Regions from separate parts of the Homo sapiens genome. Here all the other regions are linked to region 3. A link is an interaction called in ENCODE POLR2A ChIA-PET data of the cell type or tissue named here. Cell type or tissue: MCF 10A. All regions are shown on one strand. Each heading gives the region's core, and the rest is flanking DNA. Links, peaks and the distances in the headings are about the cores only. Region 1 overlaps AREG (amphiregulin). Region 2 holds the start of AREG (amphiregulin). Region 3 overlaps EREG (epiregulin). Region 4 overlaps AREG (amphiregulin).

Region 1 (5,632 bases), core at 1,523-5,522, 80 kb before region 3:
ATAATGAAATATCATCTCACTCCAGTTAGAATGGCTATTATCAAAAAAGACAAAAAATAGCAAATGCTGGTAAAGATGTGGAAAAAAGAGAACTCATGCACTCTCGGTGGGAATGTAAACTACAGCAGTCAACTACAACTACAGTGAACTAATAAACATACGGTAAACTAGTATGGAGAACAGTATGGATGTCTTTCAGAAAACTACAAATAGAACTACCATGTGATCCAGCAATCCTACTACTGGGCATTTATACAAAGGAAAGGCAATCAGGATATCAAAGAGATATCTCCATCCCCGTGTTTATTGCATGTTTATTGCAGTACTATTCACAGTAGCCAAGATATGGAATTAACCCAAGTGGCCAAAACATAGGAATGGATTTAAAACTGTGGTGTATATACACAACGGAAAACTATTCAGCCAAGAAGAAGAATGAAATCCTGCCATTCACAGCAACAAGAATGAAACTGGAGGATATTATGTTACATGAAATAAGCCAGGACCAGAAAATTAACTGCCATGTGTTCTTACTCATATGTGGAAGCTTTAAAATAGTTGATCTCATAGAAGTAATAAGTAAAAATAGAAGATACCCGAGGCTAGGAAGGGTATAAAGGAAGAAAGAATAGGGAGAGATTTGGACACAAAGGAACCAAAATTATCACTAGATAAGAGAAATAAGTCCTACTGTTTCGAAGAAAAAAAATGAAGAAGGAAGGAGGATCTAACATCAGAAGCAATTTCAAACAAAAGAAACTTCCCCTGAAAGGAACAGCCAAGTGAGGGCCATGAAAACTGAAAATTTTGAGTATAATTTTTACACACTCTTAAATAAAGTGGGAATTACATCCATTGAGAAGTTATTACTGTCACTTTATAACCCATAAAAGGGTTTTTGCTAGTGAGTAGACACATTATGTAGGACTTCAAACCCATACACTTCTCCCAGTTGCAAAACACTTTCTGTCATGACAATTATAAAAAGAAATCATATTGAAAGGCCTCTAATCATTCCTTCTTCAATCAACATATATTTATTGAGCAGTAAAAAAGACAGTCCCTGCCCTTGGGAGCTTATAGACCAGTGGGGGAATAAGATATTAAATAAAGAATTATACAAATAATCATTGAATTGAAAGTTAGTAAGTGTTATGAGAGTATATAACAGGATAATTTTACCTAACCTGGGGGCAAAAAGACGAGGGGATAAAGTTATCTGGGAGAAAGAATTAGTTCAGCTGAAATAATAGGCTTAGGCAGAATTTTATGATTCTTAAGCTACTAAGTAGGTTTTTTCATATACAAAATAAGCACCTAAGCTTGGGCACAATACAGACAAATAAGGAAAATATTTTGCTGTTCTCTGAGATAAATTCACAAAATGAGGATCTCTTGAGGACCTGGCTATGATAATAGCATGCTCCTCTCCCAAAGTGCCACAGTGCTGGAGATACCCAGGGAAGAGAAAACAAAGGTTGTTGATACACACTCATTTAACCTGCCTAGTCATCTAAAATTAACTTTGACTCCAGACTTTTAGCTTCTGAGATCATGAACAGGGGAAAATGAAAAACTGAATGTTATTTATCACATCCTGGAATTAATTGAGTTTGCCTCCAAGAAGGAATGTTGTAGTCTAACCTAACCAGCATTTCATAAATTGCCTTTAACTTAAGCAAAACACACATATGTAGATGATATCTAACCAATTAAAAAACAGCCTTTTCAGAAAGTGGGGTGGCTAATGAGCAGTATCCAGCTTTAATTCCAATATTTATTTGGTTGATATATCATTGTCTCTGTTTTTCATTCTGTGTGTGCACATAAGTAAGAGCTCAGTTGTATTTTAGGAGATGATGAGGAAATTTTGTGGCTATAGCACAGGTACATAAAATACAATACCACCTTATTTGGGTCTTAAAGAGATAAACCAGCTATTTAAATATTTTATAAATGAATGGCAGTCAAAACCATGCTAAACGAACATACATATAGAATTCTCCAAACCCAAAACAAACACCTTGACTATAGGAGGAGTAGAGAGAGGAGTCTAAGTGGACCAACTCTGTAGCCAGAGACCTGACACTGTCATTTATTAGCTATGTGACCGTGGTCAAGTTTCTTAATCTCTCTGAGCCTCACTTTACTTATTTATAAAATGTATCTAGCCTCTAAAAAAGTAGATGAGTTACCACTTGTAAAGCACTTAGAAGAGTCTATGGGATACCAAACTACTCAATAAATTTGAGATTTATTATTATTTTTAAGGTAATAGTGTTTTCCCTTCTACTCCACTGTAATGACTTCATAAACTTTTGTTTTAAGGGCTAGAAAAGTATATGGGATAGCAAGCCTAGAACCTTCACAGTGGTGACCACTGGCAAAAATTGTCAACACACATATTTCTTCTGACTTATTATAGCCTCCTTTGGTAATCTTGAGCGCTTACGTGGCTTTTGTTACCAAATATATTTTGATAACTCTCAATCTACAAGTTTTTTTTTCTCCATGAACTTCTTGTGTATCTAACTGCTTACTGGATGCCTTCCAGCACCTCAAACTCCACCGATCCAAAGCAGAATTCATTATCACACTTGTAGGCCTTCTCTTTTTCTTCCCTATGTTCAGTCTCACATGTGAGGTAAGGATCAGGGTTGATTCAGTTGACTAACTGGCCAGGCTGATAGTTATTTCCTCGTAAATCTGTTACAAATTTAAAACGATGACTTTACAAAATAGAGAAGAGCCATTCTTCAGTCAATAAGTGAAAAGCTATGTTTCCCTTCTAAAATATAGAACAAGCCAGTTCAAGGATTCCTTACTTTAAATCATTTCACCAGCCACCTAGCCATTGAAGCCAGGAATCTGAGAGTGATCCCAGATTTATTCTCTTCTTCCATTATCTCATTACTTTCAGCTTTGTTTCTATAATAAATAATCTTTTTTTGTTGTTGTTTTTGTTTGTTTTGCTTTTTTCAGATATGAGGTCTTGCAATGTTTCCAAGGCTGGAGTGCAGTAGCTATTCACAGGTGTGATCATAACACACTACAGCCTTGAACTCCTGGGCTCAAGCTTTCCACCCGACTCAGCCTGGCAAGTAGCTAAGACTACAGGTGCACTTCATTGCCCCCTGCTACGTTTTTGTGTTTTTATAAAACTTCAAATCAAAAGTTTCCCTTCTTAGCTTCAGATGTTCTTTACATCCCACCTGGAATAGCTCAATTGCTTCTAAGCCTATCTTCTGACCTTTGGCTTGGCTAAAATCCCTCCCCAGCACTGTGGTCTGATGACCTATCTGGAATGCAAATCTGATCAAGTTTGTACCCTGATTTCCCATTGCTTTCCATGGCCTACAGTGTGACCCTGCCCTCACCACCCAGCTTCCTTAGATCCTCTTTTGACTTCATAGGTTGATACTGAATGATTTTCTGTATTTTCTCTTTCAGGTCATATTGTTTGGTGATTTTGTAATTTTGCTTATGCCTATAACAATCTCGTTTCCATAACTCCTATTCATCCTTCAAAAAAGTTTCAGGTAGCATCTCTCCAGGAAGCCCTCCCTGACTCATTCAGGCTGAGCTAGGTGATAGCTTCCTGGGAGCTATCCTAGGGATTCCTGCTGCACACCTCAGCCAGTTATTTACTGCACTGCATTGAGAAAACATACCACCTCCTGCTAACTAGGTGGTAAATGTCTTGAAGGCAGAGCTTTTCTGTCTTACACTATACTTGAATCACCTGCAATAAATATTTAGTGAACTAGGATGAGGCTCAACACTAGTTGCATATAGGAAATATCTAGGGATCTTTTAAAAATGTTAATACCAACAACTCACTCTAGTCCATTGAAATGGGAGGCTCTGGGAGGGGAGTCTAGGAGCTTAGACATTTAAAACTTTTCAAGTAGTGATAAGGTATAGCTGAGGCTGGGAGCTCATTGGTTAGATGATCACTGGGCAAGGATCTGGTGGATAATATGCCAGAGACATATGAAGGTGTTGATGCTTAATGCACCTTTCATTCATGAATTTCTCTTCCGTGAGATGATTGCTGGTAATATTCCCCATACACATATCATAAAGGTTGTTTTGTTTTGTAAGTAGGCAACTTAGTTCATCAGCCAGACATCAAACTGCGAGGCATCCCGTAACCTTAGCGTTCTTGAAAGAGCATCCACCACCAATACACACACATTTGTTTAAAATACAATACTGTAAGAAAATAGTAACAAGAGGAGGGAAAGAAGGAGTGGGTTTTAGATACCTCATACATTCATGTCTTGATATTAGGGAAAGAAGTCTCAAATGTAAATACTTCCTAGTTCTCTTAAAATGTCACTCTTGTAATATTCAAACTTATTTTTCTCTCATTGTCTATGATGGTCATAGTGATGGGCAGTGAGTTTGCTTTCTTTTATAATAATCTAGGTGCACTGTAACAGAGAGGTAGCACCTTATCTTGATTCTAGATGCTTTTATAATTAACAGCACTTGGTATAAGTTCTACATTGGATAAGTAAGACCAATTTGGGATTATTATTATAAACACTCATGTTTGTGGGAGAACTATGTGACTCTAGATTATAATTCTCCCATGAAGAATGTCATCTAATAAAAAATGAGTTTTAAAAATCAACATAAAGACAGTAAAAAGAGAGAGAAAAGCCTTTTTAAATGATCAACCAACTGTTAGGAGAAAAGTACACTGGAGTCTTGCAATATCAGAACTAATATTCAAACTCTCAATCTGTTTGGTTAAAAAAGTTTAATGAGCTGTAAAATAAATACACTTCCATTAAATATTAAATAAATTATTTACAACTTGAAAAAATACTTTTTACCTTCGTGCACCTTTATATACAGAAATAGCATAAAAAGTGACAATTGAAAGTTTAAAACCATCATAACAAAAAGGGTCCATTGTCTTATGATCCACTGGAAAGAGGACCGACTCATCATTTATGGCTATGACTTGGCAGTGACTCCAATGTGATATCCTGTGAGAAAATAAAATAAAATAAAATAATAAAATAAAACAAAATGTTACAGATAAGCTCAATTCCAGCAGAGCTTTAAGAAACTTTAAAGCATAATCAGGAATCAGAATTTCTGTCAGTTGTTTTCTAGTACATCGTTTGAGAAATGCTAAGATTTTTCAGAGACCAACTCTTACTTCGGCTTGAGTTCCTCTTTCACACTTGCTTTGATTATACACCTAGTTCAGTAGAAGTCCACATATGCTCAAATCTGTTGCATCAAATTCTGCTTAATAAAAATGCAACAGCAGTCATGAGAAATAGTTTTCCTAACCAAATCTATGCAGTGGACATAATTAAAATCAAAGATTAACTGTCTCAGCATATTTATGATATATAGTTAATTTAGGAAAATTAGTACCAAGGGCATAATAATAGTAACTACCAGTTAATAGGCACCCACTATGTGCTAGCACAGCATATTCTTTTTCCTAAAATAATTCTGGGATCTATGCTAAAAAATCTCAGTGGCAAATAACCAAAAATCCATCCTTATTCACACTGGTGGTCTTAGCTTTACCAAAATTAGCCAATACATTAAAAATTTTGATGTAATAAATACTGAGTTTAGCATTGGTATGAATAATTACCCA
Region 2 (5,632 bases), core at 762-4,761, 68 kb before region 3:
TTACTGTTAACTTCTTCTTCCTTCAGACTCCAAAGTATGCAATATTTCTCTCTTACTTTGGTACTTTCACTCCAAGCAAAGGGCCTTTTTAAAATATGAGATAACAGGAAAGTGAAAGAAACCATGGGTTATATAACTAACAAATGGGATTTGGGGTTAAAGAGTGATTTTAGCAATACAAAATCTAAGTATATTCACCCTTCTTTAATATTTCCAGATGGCATTATTATTATTATTCCATCAGCTTCTCATCACCTAGTACTTAAACGCTAAAGTCTAATGCCTCCTGTCCCATTACTTCCTTGTCCCCTTATTTGTGTTAAAATGCAGTTATCTGGGGAAGGGTGGTGTTGGGGAAGGGGATACAAAAGCTAAGATACAAAGTAGATAGGAATGGTTAATGTCTAAATTTGTCTCTCAGAATGGGGGTCATGTAGCATAGTGGGAAAGAGCTTAGTGTCTCTTCTGCATAGAATCAAACAGACTGGAGCTCTAATTCTAGCTCATCTGCTTGTCACCTGTAGAACCTAGAGCAAAACCTTTTTCGGCTTCAGTTATCACATCTGTAAAATGAGGATAACAATTCCTACTTAAAGTCATTGTGAAGATTAGGTTTAAAAATGAGACATACACCATTTATGATCACTCTGGCCATATAGGATGTGCCCACATTATGGTTCTTTTTGTCACAGTTTACCTAGGGGCTATCCAACAGATATACAATAAAGCCACTAGAAAATCTGGGGAGCAGCTTTACTTCTGAAGCAGCTTTGCTCATATAAACCCACATCTCACAGGCCATATTTTTGCTTTATCCCCTACTCACCTCTGACTGAATCATCGACAATATAGCCAGGTATTTGTGGTTCGTTATCATACTCTTCTGAGTAGTCATAGTCGGCTCCCGAGGACGGTTCACTACTAGAAGGCATTTCACTCACAGGGGAAATCTCACTCCCTGAAGACATCTCACTTCTTGAGGTAACCTCAAATCCATCAGCACTGTGGTCCCCAGAAAATGGTTCACGCTTCCCAGAGTAGGTGTCATTGAGGTCCAATCCAGCAGCATAATGGCCTGCAGGGGAGGGAATAAAGGAAGAAAAGAAAAGGTAAAGTAGGGTGCCTTTCGAGTCAGCTGTGTTAGGTAGAAAAGTTTATCTTTTGACATCAAAGCAGTTATTGCACATGTGCTATTGTTTGTGATTGAGTCATTTCTATGAAAGAAACTTTACATTTTTGCCAGCAAGCAAATTCAGCTGTCCCAATTACAGAAGTGCTTTTCTGAAGTTTTTCTTTTCCACAGATAATCCACATTAATTTCCACATCAAAAAAATCCCGCCAAATTGGCAAATTAATCTAATACAATTACTTGATGGGTAATGTCTAAAAATTCCCATCACTTCACATTCCAAATGCATTTCTTTTTTTGCTAGAATGCCATCCTGGCCTATTTCGGTAGGTTTTAGATACAAATATCAGATTTTCTTCAGATGTGTTCATATTTTTAAAAGATATTTTTAAAAGATGTGTTCATATTTTTAAAAGATGTGTTCATATTTTTAAAAGATATTTTTAAAAGATAATCTTTTAAAATAATATAAACAGTGGTTAATTATATCGATTATTATTGTCATTTTTCATTATCATTATTATTATTACTACATAGACAATAAACTGAGTACTAAGTAAGATTTGGGGCCCAGAGTTAAGCCACTGCTTTATCTTGCTTTTTCTTAGGTCTCAATAAAACAGCATCAGAGTGGTGCTTTTAACCTCTCGCCGGGATACTCTAAGTCCCTCTAGGAAGGTAAAGAAGAAATCACTAGACAGAGATGGAGAATTAGGCAGGAGGCAGCAAACACTGCTGGGTCCAATATCTGCGGAAATCACTTCACCTCTCTAGATCTTGGTCTTTTTAATCTTTTAATCTGTGAAACGAAGGGTTAGGTTCAAATGATCTCTCCCGTCTTCTCAGCTGAACTAAAGAAAAAGTACAGCGATTCTCTGGGACACCTTGTCCTGGACGTTTGAGACATCTGCCCTTCTCTTTTCCTCCTAGGGAGGGAGCTACAGTGATCACCTCCTGCGGCGCAGGGTCGGGGGAACTAAAGGGCGATTTTTAGAGAAGCAAGAGCCAAACTCAAGAGGCAAAACCTGCCATGGGAGGAGAGCCCAGCAGTTCAGCGCCGGTGAATCCTCACCTGAGCCGAGTATCAAGAGCGACAGCACCACCGGCGCCGGCGGTAGCAGCGGGGCTCTCATTGGTCCTTCGCAGCGGCGGCGTCTCGGTCTCTGGGGCAACTCGGTCTCTGGGACACGAGCTGCCGCCAAAACGAGCGGGTGTTGGAAGAGCGAGTGGAGACCGGGAGTGTGCGCCGCTCTCGAAGGCTTGGGGAGCTCGGGGCGGCGGGCGCGGCGCCTCGGGCTGTCCCGGGACCTCTGGGGCGCTGGCACCCAGGTGTGCGAACGTCTGTAGGGCGGCGCGCACCTGCCGCTTTATAGGCTCAGCCGGGAGGGGGCCGCAGCCCATGACGTCAAGGCCCGGCCGTGGGTGGAGGCAGGCGGCGCCCCAGAAGGTGCTACCCGAAAACCACGCGCGGAGGACACACGCCCCGCCTCCCTCGTGCGTAAGGATTCGCTGAGAGGAAGTGGAACTTAAACCTCTAGCTGCAAGCCGTTTTTGAGGGCGAGCAGGACTGGAGTTCCGGAGCTAGTACCTGACAGAAGTCCAGATGTTTCAAACTCTGACAACCTCTTTGTATACTTAACATCTACAACAGACAGGGATTAAATAGAAGAGTTCCGTATTTAGATGTAAAAGTACTTTAAGACCAAGAGTGACTTTGCCTGATGTTTCCAACAAGGATAAAGGACGAGAGAACTCAATGAGGAATTGCTTCATGTAGGATGGGCTTCTATCTCAATCAAGAGCCCCTTCCCACCCATTTCTGTGAAGTGGCCAGAATTTCAAATCCCCTCACTCCCTATTTCTTTATGTGGCCCAGGGGCCTCATCAACATTAATATTTATTGATGATTTATTATTGCCAAATTATGCACTTAAAATTTTACCTACACCATCTCACAGCCGATAATGTTCAAAGCCAGGTGGATATGAATTCTTCATCTGACTCTGAAATCTGCTGTTTTCCTCTCTGATGAATTTAGGTTTAAACTGATCCTTGAAAAGAGGGTTTCTGGGAAGAACAATATTTAGCCTAAAGGATAATTTCTACTGGTGGCATACTGGCATTTAGGTGAAGAGTAGTGCTCTAGACTGTGCCTCTCAAATCCCAAGATAAAAAGGTCAGCGTTGAGGGCCCACTTACAACCTAGTAGGATATTTAATCATGACAAGTAGATAAAATGAAGCGGAGACAGGAAGCTACTTAATTTGACTAACTTGGATGTACTGTCAACTAAAGAACTGGATTTTTCTTGACTTGAGGAAGAGAAAAAGCATTGTTCATTTTCCTTCACCTGGAGATATGATTCTTTCCTGATTGTTTCAGTAACACAGCCCTTTTAAGAATGTAGGTCAGGCCAGGCGCAGTGGCTCATGCCTGTAATCCCAGCACTTTGGGAAGCCGAGGCGGGTGGATCACCTGAGGTCAGGAGTTCGAGAGCAGCCTGGCCAAGATGGCAAAACCCCATCTTTACTAAAAATACAAAGGAAATTAGCTGGGCGTGATGGCGCGCGCCTGTAGTCCCAGCTACTCGGGTGGGCTGAGGCAGGAGACTCCCTTGAACCCGGGAGGCAGACGTTGCAGTGAGCCAAGGTCATGCCACTGTACTCCATCATGGGTGATAGAGCAAGACTCCGACTCAAAATAATAATAATAATAATAATAATAATAATAATAATAATAATAACGTGAGTCACAGTGCATCTGTCCTAATTCTGGAAATTTTTTTTTAAAAATCACTTATTTTTAATGGTATATCACAGTGCGTAGTCCAAATAATATCATGCATTTAGTAGAATGAAATAATCATGAATCATGCCTTCTATTCCACATTTGTTGAGAGTGTATTTTGTGTGAGCCACCTGCTTTATATTTTATGAAGGGGAGCAGTATAGGTTCACCAGGAGCTCAGTGGTGTGGGCCAGATACATAGATAAGTAATTCTAATAGATCACATGATGAGAAGGGTTCAGAGTGCCATGGAAAAAAAGGACATGGTTTAATTTTGCCTCTGTTTAATGGAAAGCTCTGTGGAAAGATGAAGAGGCCCCTCAAAGGCCTTCCCAGCAAATCTTTTACATGGAATAAAGACCTGATGTGAGGGTATGACCAAGTATGGGAAATAAGGCTAGAAAAGTGTCATGCCCATTCCAAAGTGAAGTAGGGGCCTGCACTGTTATCTGTTCTGGTGGATGAGGCAATTGTGATTCAGAGAGATTGAGAGACTTGCCCAAAGATTTCAAAAGATTCTTTTGGAGACTTTGTTTGGAGCTCACGCAGTTGGTCTACACTGTTGCACCTTTATGCTCCCATAGGCTTCATTTCTGTTCTAGGCCTGTTCTTCTCTTTTCTTCTTTTTTTTTTTGATTGACAAGTAACTTCATATTTGTAGTATATGACATGATGTTTTGATATATGTATACAATGAGGTTAAATCAAGCTATTTAACATATGCAATACTTTCCATTTTCTTACTCTTCTTATTGAGATGAAAACACATTGTGCAGATCAGTCATCAGAAATGTTTCACTTTTGGGAAAGTGGACTGTTTATATTGGAAATTGCTTAGTCTTTTTCCAGTTGGAAATTTATAGGGTGAACATTTACATGATCTAGGCACATAACCTAGATCATGGGGACAGCATAGCTTAGTGCTTTGGATGAGCTTTAGATTCAAACCAATGTGGGTTTTCATATACAAATTCCAGCACATACTAAGTTACTTAATATTTGAAAGATTCAGATTCCTCATCTGAAAATAAAAAATAAAGATAACTACATGCTTTTAAGCAGATCAAATGGATAAGATACATGAACAATACCAGATCCTAGCATAGAGTGAGTGCTCAATAAATGGCAACTATCATGAATACCCTTGATATTATGATAGTTACACTATGTAAATCATATTTAAGAACTGAAGGACTCTTATAAATGGAGCTACAGAGCAAGTGAAGTAATCTTCAATATTTTCAATCCATGAACTTAGTATTTACTTCACATTAAGACTAACCATTTTGGGTATTTTATGGTGCATCATTGGGCAGCATGGAGCGTCGTCACAACCACATCACATTGCAGCACCTATTGATGTGTCATGGCATTCTGGAATATATGCATGAGTTGGAAACCAACCCTGTGTAAATGTAGGATTCTTTACATTCAACATTCTGCATGCTAGGCAGAGACAAAGGGGAACAATTTCAAAAAGTTTGAGTAGCAGCCCTTTTTTATCATGATAAATTGATGGTCCCTTAATCTATGTATAGGTTAAGGGCAGCCCTAAGAGCAAATGCTCCTAACCACTCAGTTTGATGCCTACTCCATGAGTCCTGATATTTCATATGAATAGTGAAATGATTTCACTTTGGCTCTGCTGAAAGATGTACTATAAAACCAAAAGTACAATCATGTTCATATAATTGATATTGAATTTTTATAGATAG
Region 3 (5,632 bases), core at 1,020-5,019:
CTCTCCTACCAGTTATTCCTTTATATAATTTTTTCAGAACATTAGTTTATATGGTGATTTAAAAAGTAATATAGCAGCTATTCTTACCCTTTTTTAAAAAATTATCACATACTTATAGTCTTTGAGTTTATATTTCTGTTTAAAAATATGTAGTCTCTTGATGCCACATTGACAAACTTGGGCTTACCTAAAGCTGTGCAGTTATCACTGGACTCTCCTGGGATACATGATGGAATCACAGTTGTACTGAGGACTGCCTGTAGAAGATGGAAACCTATTTATGAAGAAAAATCGAATATATAACTAATGTGTTAAGGAAAGAAATCTTGATCAAATTTCTACATAACTGCAGTACTTATAGAGTTGTTTTGTTTCACAGATTTGGTCCATCAAAACCATAAAACAAAATAATTCATGGAAACAGGCATGTAACAGAAAATACAAACTCCCCCAGCTATTCTGTGGAAGGATAAAAGCCTTGGCATTACATTCACGGTTACAGATTTGACCTGCTCTAAATATTTCACAGTAACATTTTCAAAGATTTGATTTTGAAGTTTGATTTCTTAAGACGCACATCAGTTGGAGAATTTCCACTGTTTTATTCCATCATGTGTTCAGAGAAATGCTCCTAATCAGACCCCATCACAAAAAAAGGCTCTAAATAAAAAATCGGTTTCCACTTACAGTAACAACAAGAAACTCAACCTAAGAAACATTCATTATTGATTTATGTACCTAAGTTACTCTTTGCATTGCATTACACATGAGTATAGATTTTAATTAATACAGTGAAAGCTAGGTAAAATCAGAATATATCTTGTCTAATATGAGGAGGAACAGGCATCCCAGATGAACCATACTGAGCCCTAGAATCCAGTTTCTATCAGCATAGGAAGAGTCTGAATCAGCTGTTTCATCATGTGTATTCAGTGAAAAGATAAAATTTTGGAACATAGATATCAAGAATGACTCAAGTACTTTCTGAATTGTGTAGGAATCATCATAAGAAGAACCCTTGTAATTTCACAGATGTTTAGTTAAGAGCTTTAGCTGCTTCTGTTTAAGCTTTAGGTATTTGCACTTCAAACACTCTTTCCAATTTATTTAAGTAACTGTTATATAGTAAATACTAATGGTGGTGGTAGTAGTAGTAGTAGCAGCAATTAAGCTCCACTAAATTAATTAATGGCTTCAGCTTGCAATTGCTTTGGGGAATAACGAATTTCAGAACTGAGATTTGAAAAAAATTAGACATATTTTGTTTGAAGAAATGAATAATACCTACCGTGGGGGATAATGACATGTGTGTTAAGCTTGCTTTTTCTACACCCTAAAGGTTGTCTTTTGAGAATAAATACCTCCTATGTGATTTTGTTTAGTCGGTTGGACATTTTCGTTTGGATTCCGGTGCTTATTGGCCTAGGGTGCGTGATAACTAGAATGACTTCCTACTCCTGAAAATTCTCCTTGACTGATAGGCAGCTAGGTAAATGTAATCTAGGTAAAATCAGAATATATCCTATCTAATATGAGAAGGAATAGGCATGCCAGATGAACCACACTGAGAATCCAGTTTCTGTAAGCACAGGAAGAGTTTGAATCAACCTGTTTCGTTGAAGTAGCTAAGTAAGTGGTAACTGTTATGAAAGGATGATTAATGCCTCCATAAAGGCAACAAAATATATTCAACTTTCCATTTCTTTCACAGTTCAGACAGAGGACGATCCATCTCTTGAACATGTACTATGTACCAGTGATATAGTTTGGCTCTGTGTCCCCACCCACATCTCATCTGGAATTGCAATCCCCATGTATTGAGAGAGGGACCCGTAATCCCCATGTGTCCAAGGAGGGAGGTGATTGAATCAATGCGGGTAGTTTCCTGCATGCTGTTCTCAGGATAGTGAGTGAGTTCTCATGAGATCTGATGGTTTTATAAGTGTTTGGAAGTTCCTCCTTCCCGCCTCTCTCTCCTGCCACCTTGTGAAAAAGGGGCTTGCTTCCCCTTCGCCTTCGGCCATGATAAGTTTCCTGAGACTTCCCCAGCCATATAGAACTGTGAGTCAATTAAAGTTCTTTCCTTTATAAATTACCCAGTCTCAGGGAAGTCCTTTATAATAGTGTGAAAACAAACTAATACAACCAGGTATGGTCCTATTCACCTTATCTGTATTATATTATTTAGTCCTCTCAGGGCCAATTTGAGGAAGATACTATTATTATCCCCATTAGAGAAAACTAAAGCATAAAGAGTTTAAATAACTTTTCCCAAGGATACATATTGTTAAATGGGCCACTTTATAGAATTTGGAAATAGGCAATAATACTAGAGTATAATGGACATCACAGAGAACAAATTATGATAGCTGTAATTGAAGTAGAGTATTTAACCCAACATAGAGGCCACAAATTATGGTGGAAAGGCAGTCTTGTGAGGAAAACTTGAGCTACGTGATCTTGAAAAAAAATTAATTTACTTTTCTGGGTGTTAATTTTTCCTATCTTATAGATTTTTGGGGAGAATACAGTGAAATAAACTAATGTTTTTTTTTTTTTTTTTCTGAAATGGCTGTCACAGCCCATAAATGTTCCTTGACTCTCAACTTCTAGCCTCTGGTTTTAGCAGTGTATGTGGACAGTGCCCTCTTCTGGTTTATAACAAGTTTGTCTATCTCTGTAATTTGGTACTGTAAAGAAAGATTTAATTCGTGTAATACAAGAATTTTATTTTTTCTCAGTTAGAGAAGGCTTGTATCTGTTAAGCCGATTGTATATTTTTGGGTTCTGAAAAGTAAATTACACATCGGCATCAGCATCATAATGTATAACTTCATATATCAAATTTCACACTTAATTCTGTGAAGTAGTTATTAGTCTCAAATACCCTCAGTGTATTTAAATTAAATGTCTTGTCTAAGATCACTTGTGACCACAGAAGAGAAGAGTTACAAATTTATCTTTTGAAATCAAGTCTCCTGTTCTTCAACAATTTGAAAATTCTGTTGTCTTTAAAGTTCAGAATTATCCCCTCCCCACTCCATGCTTTTTCTACAATATAAATGCTGCTTCAATTGCTCTTGTGGAACTACAAAAAATATATTTTTGTTGAATGACAAAGAAATAGCTAAAGCCTAGATTTCATTGTCAGTTGAACAGAGTTGAAAACTATTTCACTAAGCTTTTTATGGAGGATAAGCTAGATTCTCATTCAAGTCAATTTTGTTTTATATCCCAATAATAATTTCACCATACTTTCACTACTGAAGAATGAAATCCTTTAACTAATACAGTTTCCTCGGTACAAATTGGAGTTTTAGTTGCACGTGCTTACATCCTTGACATTCCTATTCCTACATATTTCTTCAACTGAGGAAAGCTTTGGAGGAGACATTACCAATTCTCCCTCCAGGAAAATGCTAGCCAGGGGGAAAAAAATGCACATTTGAAGCTAGTTTCTCTATCCTTTGCATAAACTAAAGCCTAACCTTTCCTGCTTGGAATTGCCTCCAATTGCAACCTGCAACTATTATAGAATCCAACTTACTTTGGAGTGTTGCTGTTAGTCTTCTTTTTTAAAGGTTTTTAGTAGTTGTTAGTTTTTCCACCGTTGGAAACTTTGTTCCAGTTGTTCAGGCCACAGGTGAAATGTTTGTCTTTGTTAATTAAAGAATGTTCAGCCCAGGGTGTGCCTCCACAAAGACTGGACTTTCCTTACTCGTGACGCTCCCTTGGACACAGTCCATCGCTCAGGATAGTTTCTGTGAGACTTGCTGCATTAATCCTACAGCAGGATATTTTACAGGTGGAATCGTATATAATTTTAAATGTTCCTTTCAAATTAAAGTGTATAACTGCAATTCCATCATGGATGGATGTGGCCAAGAAAACAGCAAAATTAATTCTAAGTCATGTCCATCTGCACAGCACTATTGCTTTAAAATAGTGGTTCTCAAATGTTCCTGCAATATGCGTCTGCTCCCAAACACTTGCAAACTAGGGTAGAAGAGTGAATGCGATCCAATGAATAAAAAATCTATCTCCAGAGAAATATTACATCCACTATCCTGTTAACCTTAAGAATCGCTGGTCAGGCCGGGCGCGGTGGCTCACGCCTGTAATCCCAGCACTTTGGGAGGCCGAGGCGTGCGGATCACGAGGTCAGGATATCGAGACCATCCTGGCTAACACGGTAAAACCCCGTCTCTATTAAAAATACAAAAAAAAAAAAAAAAATTAGCCAGGCATGGTGGCGGGCGCCTGTAGTCCCAGCTACTCAGGCGGCTGAGGCAGGAGAATGGCTTGAACCCAGGAGGCGGAGCTTGCAGGGAGCGGAGATCGCGCCACTGCACTCCAGCCTGGGCGACAGAGGAAGACTCCCTCTCAAAAAAAAAAAAAAAAAAAAAAAAAAAAAAGAATCGCTAGTCATTACTTTAATGAGTCATACAGGGAGGGAATAAATGCTAAAGCATGCATATATTTCCTTAATGTCAGGCTTTTCATGACCTTAGTGTTGTTTGAACATAATTTCTCTATGATTGGACCTCAAATACTATATTTGGCTTTTTCATTCTTGACAGTAGATTCTTCCTAAGCAAATAATTCACTACGATACTAAATATTTTAGATAGTATCTATGTCAAAAAAACAGATCTGGTGGCATTTCTTGTCTGGTGGCATTGGTAACTAAGATACAGAGGAATTTCTTGCCAGGTGATATAACACAGATGATCTGTAAACTCAAAATTGGCAGTTGGCGCTTCTTTTACAATACAGCTGCAAAAATGGAAATGCATTCAGAGGTCATTGTTTCTATCAAATTTCCAAATGGGTTTTAGGAATGTGAACCTCACCTATATATCTCTCTGCCTTCATTTTTCAGATTATGTTTCAGTGAAATCTCAGATGTGCCAGCAGGAAGTGGTGCCAGTGACTCAGAGGATACAAATCGCCTCTTCCCTGTGAGTCAGGACCGAGCCTACACCCTTACACAATATTGGGGACCGCGCGTGGGAGAGGTTGAGTGCCATCATAGGAATGGCAATAGCAGTAAATGTCGTGGGCCCTGGAGCACTAAGAAGTGGTTGCCCAACAGTCAGACAAAATGCCAGATGTAGAAAATGTACTTCCTATTGCATACGGTTTATTTTGACCTTGCTTCATTTTTATTTATATTTATTTTGTTTTTCGAGGCTCTTACTCATTTGCCCAGACTGGAGTGCAGTGGTGCAATCACTGCTCACTGCAGCCTCGAATCCCTGGGCTCAATGATCCTCCCATGTTGGCCTCCAAAAATGCTAGGATTACAGGCTTGAGCCATTGTGCCTGGATTTACCTTGCTTCCTAAGGATTGCACTGAGGGCTCATCCAGAAGGAGGCCAGTACAGAGGAGGCTAGGATTTGGTGACTGGATGACCAAGCCAAGTCAGCAAAATAATTGCAAATCTTAGGGTAAAATGACTATTCTGGAAAACAATCAAGAAAATAAAAATGATCCAAATTAAAATCAGATAGATTACAGAATAAAAGAAATGCATCTCATTTTCCCAGTTTAACCTTTTAGGCTATTTAGACCAGAAAAGCAAACTTGTGCAGAATCATAGCATTTGTCCAGCCCAAACACATAGCAAAA
Region 4 (5,276 bases), core at 292-4,291, 74 kb before region 3:
CCTATTTATCAAATTTACATCCCCCTCCCTTTCTACTTCCTTTTGTAAAAAAAGAGCATTCAACCTATTGTCTGTCTCCATGCCCTCACATTATCAGTGCAAGCACCCGCAACTGTGGCTCTCCACCATGTGAGCTCAACCTATCATCACAACTGTATCTCCCCTAACACTCATTTAGATTAAGCCATTTTTCACAAGTTTCTAAAATTATCTCTTCCATTTCTCAGTATAACCCTTTCTTTCCCTTCACAGTTTCTTGAACCAATCTCACTAGTCCTTCAACGTTCACTTCCAAGGCCACCCCGAACACATCTTTTCCTCTTCCCTAAATAAATTCTACTGGATTCTTTCTGTTTTTCACTGGAAACTTCTCATACTCCATTGGTTCCTTTCTCATGACATTTATTTTACATCCCTAGTATTCTGGTTTCTTACATTTTTTTCCTATCTACTAAACAATAACTTCTTTGAGAACTGGACCAGTGTCTCTTATATTTATATCCCTAATAATACTTATTAAACACGTAGTCTATTCTCAACATTGAATTCCATCTTATACTCAAAGAATAATACTTTAACATAGCCATTGTTCATAGTGTATATATAATTAAGAACACATTCCATATTTTTCTTGAGATTATATAGTGTTAAATTTTTCAAAATTATAGGATATGATCTAAAGATATATTTTAAAACTCAAACCTGTAATTTTATCTTCAGTTATGCTATAGCATGTACATTTCCATTCTCTTGTCGAAGTTTCTTTCGTTCCTCAGCTTCTCCTTCATATTTCCTGACGTATTGTCTTCTAAGCCTTCAGAGAACAAGGCATTCTAATGTTATCAAGGTTCTATTCATCTATATGTTTGATTGGGGTTTTTATGAGTAGAGGGGGTTCCACTTCATGAGTAGTGATAGACCAGCAATCACTATACTTGACACTAAACCTAAACCTGGCTATAAAATATTACCAATTTCTAAGGGGGTATTTATGTTGACTGTATATAAATCCATTTCCAGAGGGCTTATATTTAAATGTGTCTTGATATACCAATTCTGAGAAGGTATGAAACACATCCATATGTCTTGTTTTTGCAGAACTTAGTACAGCTGCCATGCACAATTGGAGAAGATGATGGTATAGTTTTGCCATAGGAGAACTCTATACTTGCACAAATTAAATGATTAAATATTTTTGAAACAGGCTTACAAAACAAGTTGAGCTTTATTTATTTCTAGGTATAAAATATATCCTTCTAGTTTAATTTACTGCTGCTTTCCACTTTAAAAACTCAATTATTTAAAAACTTCTTGTTGTTGTATAAAAACCCCCTGTTGTTAGGAGGTCTTTAACCCACCACAAAACATTATCATTAAAATCATAAAAAGTTTTCTTTTATTGTAATAGTTGAGGGAAAAACTCACCTCAATTATGAAAACAAACCCAGCAACTTTTGCTTAGGTTTAGTGTTTGTTTTATGTTTCAAACACAAGGAGAATATGGGAGACACGGGGAAAAAAGCCACTGCTTAATTTTAAGAGTGCTAACATTAACAAAATCTATCCATTCTTTCCCAAAAAATGATTAAATATTTCAAGTCAAATAATTACAAGTTTAATTATTACAAAACATCTTCCTTAACTAGCGATTGTTTTGTTCTATCCTTTAAAATAATAATGGTTTGTCTGAGAGTATGTCTCCTAAACACCTTTGCATATCTGCCTTGAGGTACTAGAAAACCAGGACAAATTCTAGTGTGTGCAAAATAAATTTAAGCTACATATCAAACTTGATATGCATGATGAAACAATTTTTATGTGTCATGTTATGATGATCTCATCTAAATTTAAAATAATTGTCAACAATGGCAGAAGATAACCCCTTGTTTCCTGAATGGTAGTCGTGGTAGATCATGTACACAAGTGGATAGCTGTTAAAGTTATTTACCAAGACCTAAAATTAGAAGAATGAGTCCCTTGCTTTTCCCAAGCTCTAGTAGCACATGAGTCATCACAGAGCCATTCATGTCCTCCCCCAACTTCCCTTATTCAGTGACTTCTGTTTGACAGACAATGCCATTTTGATGCACCCATCAGTGCCTACTACCTGGGACAGTCTAGTCCTAACATTTACTGGCCATGAAGTGAAGTGTGTGATCTGTTATTATGAGCACAGGGAAGATACGCTGGAGTGAAACAGTAATAGAATTGTCCTTGCTTGCTATGCCATGTCTTATGATGGAAATTTATTTTTAATAATTGAGTTCTCATATTCGATAGTAACAAAATAAGCATAAGCTCTAAGTAAATTAGTACCATGTTATAATATTCCTAACTCAGAATTTTGCATTCTAATATGAGCAGAAAACATATCTATTCTTTACTGCTGATGATTTGTAGTTCTTTGTCGTTTTTAGTATCAAAGCAGTATGTCTGATACTACGAACCTCCTATAAACAGGTCTTAATTAGCTCCTGAGGCTTGATGAAGCATAGGATTTCACAGTAGATATAAATATTTTCTGAGATTCTAAAGTAACCATGAGTAGAAAAATAACATGAAATAAAACCTTCAATTACTTAAGTTCAAAAAATTTCTAGATCTTCTATAAAAGGGCTTTACATGTTAAATTTCAATGGTGGCCACAAGTCATAAACATTGACCACTTTCTGTGATATTTGTCAATAAAATATAAAAATATAAACCAAAGATCAAGTGACAATATAATAATTCATCTAAAATACCAGAGTAGAGTATGAGAGAAATACTGAAAAAATTAACCTCCCATTATTTTATTAAGAATTTGTAAGTTATGTCATACTTACTGGACTGTAATAACAGCAACAGCTGTGAGGATCACAGCAGACATAAAGGCAGCTATGGCTGCTAATGCAATTTTTGATAAACTACTGTCAATCATGCTGTGAGTTTTCATGGACTTTTCCCCACACCGTTCACCGAAATATTCTTGCTGACATCTGCAAGCAATTCACATTTAAAAATTATAATCACAAAAACGTGCGGTGTGTTTTAAGCTTATTCTCCAGATCATAAAGAACCATTTAATTCCAACATTAAAAAAGTTATGCCATATACTCGTATTTTAAATAATGAGACACAGAATGCATTCTAACTAAGGATCTATTAGTATAAGAACAAGTTGAGATTAGTTTGGGTGTGATAGTTCAAGAAGACACGCCTTGTCATTCTTTGTGTTTCTTTTATGACCAACTGATGAGTTCAGTGATTTGTTATGCAGTTGATACATTCCAATATTATTTAATGTGCTAGCTGCTTGTGGGAGGTAAGCGGGGAGGAGGTTAAAACAATGTGAAAGATTATGCAAAAATTACCTTTAGGTCCTTTTTTAAAGGAGTTTTTAAAAAATGCATACACACACACATACATATATATATAGAAAGAAAGAGAGAGAGAGAGAGAGAGAGAGAGAGCAAGCAGGAGCATGCACAAAAAATAATGGTTTATACCAGGGGTCAGGAAACTACAGCCCATGGATCAAATCCAGCCATTTGCTGCTTTTTTGTTTTGTTAAACAACCTGCAAGCTAAGAATAGTTTTTACATTTTTGTTTTGTTTTGTTTTGAGACAGGGCCTCGCTCTGTCTCCCAGGCTGGAGTGTAGTGGTGCGATCACGGCTCACTGCAGTCTCAACCTCCTGAGCTCAAGCAATTAATTCTGCTACCTCAGCCTCCCAGACTGCTGGGACTACAGGCTGTCACCATTGTACTCAGCTAAACTTTTTTGTATTTTTTGTAGAGATGGGGTTTCACCCCATGTTGCCCAGGCTGGTCTCAAACTCTTGGGCTCAAGGGATCTGCCCACCTCGGCCCCCCAAAGTGCTGGGAATACAGGTGTGAACCACTGCACCCACCAATTTTACATTTTTAAATGGTTACACTTTAATTCGTTGTTTAAGTACATGTAACAATCTTGGCCCACTAAGCCTATAATATTTACTATCTGGTGCTTTAACAAAAAGTTTACTGACCCTTGGTTTATACATTGGAAAAATAAATGGTTTCCTGCAGTTAGGGGTTTCAGACATGGTGCTAGAAATACAAAATTCTATATGCTTTAGGAAAACTTACTTGCATGTTACTGCTTCCAGGTGCTCTATATATTTGCATTCTCCGTGAATGCAGAAATTTTGAAATTCTGCATTACATGGATTTTTCTTCTTTCTGTTTCTTCTATTTTTTCCATTTTTGCCTCCCTTTTTCTTTCTTTTGGGTTTATCTGAAGTATTTTCACTTTCCGTCTTGTTTTGGGGGGGCTTAACTACCTGTTCAACTAAAAAAGAAAAGATTTATTGACAAGAGTCTCTCAAACTTGAATATAATTTTAGAGACATGAGAGAAAGATGTCATAGCAGTGAGCGCTCACAGGGGTAACAGCCATGCGTGCCTCATTACCTAACACAATATAAAAGTTAGAGAGGACTGCATAACCCTAATTTATAATTTTCAGTTTTTTCTACCTGAAAGTAGTGTCCACTCATGATTATAGTTGGGAATTAGTGAGTACTACTTGCAGGTGGAAAAAACTGAGAATTATAAATTAGAGTTACTCTATGTTACAATGCTCCAACACCCAGATTACAACAGATTATAATCAAATTGATAATTTCCATGGAGCTCATTTTCGTGGTCAATCTATTTGAAAACAGGAGCCCAGGAATATTTGTATTCAGTGCTTCAGAGATTTATCTTATCTGATCCACAGAAACTTTTGTTCAGTCTTGCAGTTATGCAAGGTGTAGTTTACCCACATACTAAAGATAGCAAATGGCTTTGCATGTTAGTGCTGTGCATTTTGTTACACTAATGTCTGAAGAGGTTTATCCAAGTGAATATTTAGCAAACAGATTTCAGTAAAGAGAAAATACCATTAGTCATAATGGTCATGCAGCACCCATTCAATACAAAACATTAGAAACATAGTGAAGGTCAACTAGGGTATCAAAGATAGAATATCTGTGATTAAGGAAATGGAAAATAAATACTGAGTATTTTAGCAGTTTATTATAATAACATTTAACAAAAGTAAAATTAGTAGCAAATGTTTAAGAGGTGGTTATGCGATTTTTATATTGAAACTTTTCTCTGACGATAAAAAAGCACAAGACAGAAAAGTCCTTTAAGAGAAATATTTTGAATGAACGTTGTAACTTCACTTTGTCAGATAGATTACAAACTATAGACAGAGGCAAATAAAAAAGTCACTATGCTGAAGTGTTGCGATAAGCACTAACATCA

Evidence for each region. ChIA-PET counts read pairs that join two places held together with the same protein. Peaks named below come from ENCODE experiments on the same cell type or tissue, not always from the same donor. Only the 100,000 strongest peaks of a DNase experiment are listed, where the experiment ranks them.
Region 1: POLR2A ChIA-PET joins it to region 3 with 43 read pairs; 8 of 35 experiments call an interaction of 5 or more read pairs at or near these places.
Region 2: POLR2A ChIA-PET joins it to region 3 with 188 read pairs; 8 of 35 experiments call an interaction of 5 or more read pairs at or near these places.
Region 4: POLR2A ChIA-PET joins it to region 3 with 12 read pairs; 8 of 35 experiments call an interaction of 5 or more read pairs at or near these places.

The regions. Positions count from the first base shown.
Region 1 is chr4:74,454,127-74,459,758 of GRCh38, reverse strand. AREG (amphiregulin) reads right to left here. Exons shown (of 6, transcript NM_001657.4): 6 at 4,754-5,000. Among named protein-coding and RNA genes, the nearest start is that of AREG, 12 kb to the right of the region's middle. In MCF 10A, for the core only: no CTCF peak of the experiment used is centred there; DNase peaks (open chromatin) are centred at 2,598, 3,228 and 3,348.
Region 2 is chr4:74,441,977-74,447,608 of GRCh38, reverse strand. It overlaps AREG (amphiregulin), which reads right to left and starts at 2,473. Exons shown (of 6, transcript NM_001657.4): 1 at 2,203-2,473; 2 at 827-1,075. The coding sequence starts at 2,263. RefSeq lists a silencer at 1,006-1,206. In MCF 10A, for the core only: CTCF peaks have their summits at 1,859 and 2,066; DNase peaks (open chromatin) are centred at 2,098 and 2,578.
Region 3 is chr4:74,374,090-74,379,721 of GRCh38, reverse strand. EREG (epiregulin) reads right to left here. Exons shown (of 5, transcript NM_001432.3): 2 at 188-274. Among named protein-coding and RNA genes, the nearest start is that of EREG, 12 kb to the right of the region's middle. RefSeq lists an enhancer at 4,345-5,544. In MCF 10A, for the core only: a CTCF peak has its summit at 2,662 (motif pointing left); DNase peaks (open chromatin) are centred at 2,621, 3,731 and 5,001.
Region 4 is chr4:74,448,082-74,453,357 of GRCh38, reverse strand. AREG (amphiregulin) reads right to left here. Exons shown (of 6, transcript NM_001657.4): 3 at 4,110-4,311; 4 at 2,826-2,978; 5 at 703-814. The coding sequence ends at 721. Among named protein-coding and RNA genes, the nearest start is that of AREG, 5.6 kb to the right of the region's middle. In MCF 10A, for the core only: no CTCF peak of the experiment used is centred there; a DNase peak (open chromatin) is centred at 2,017.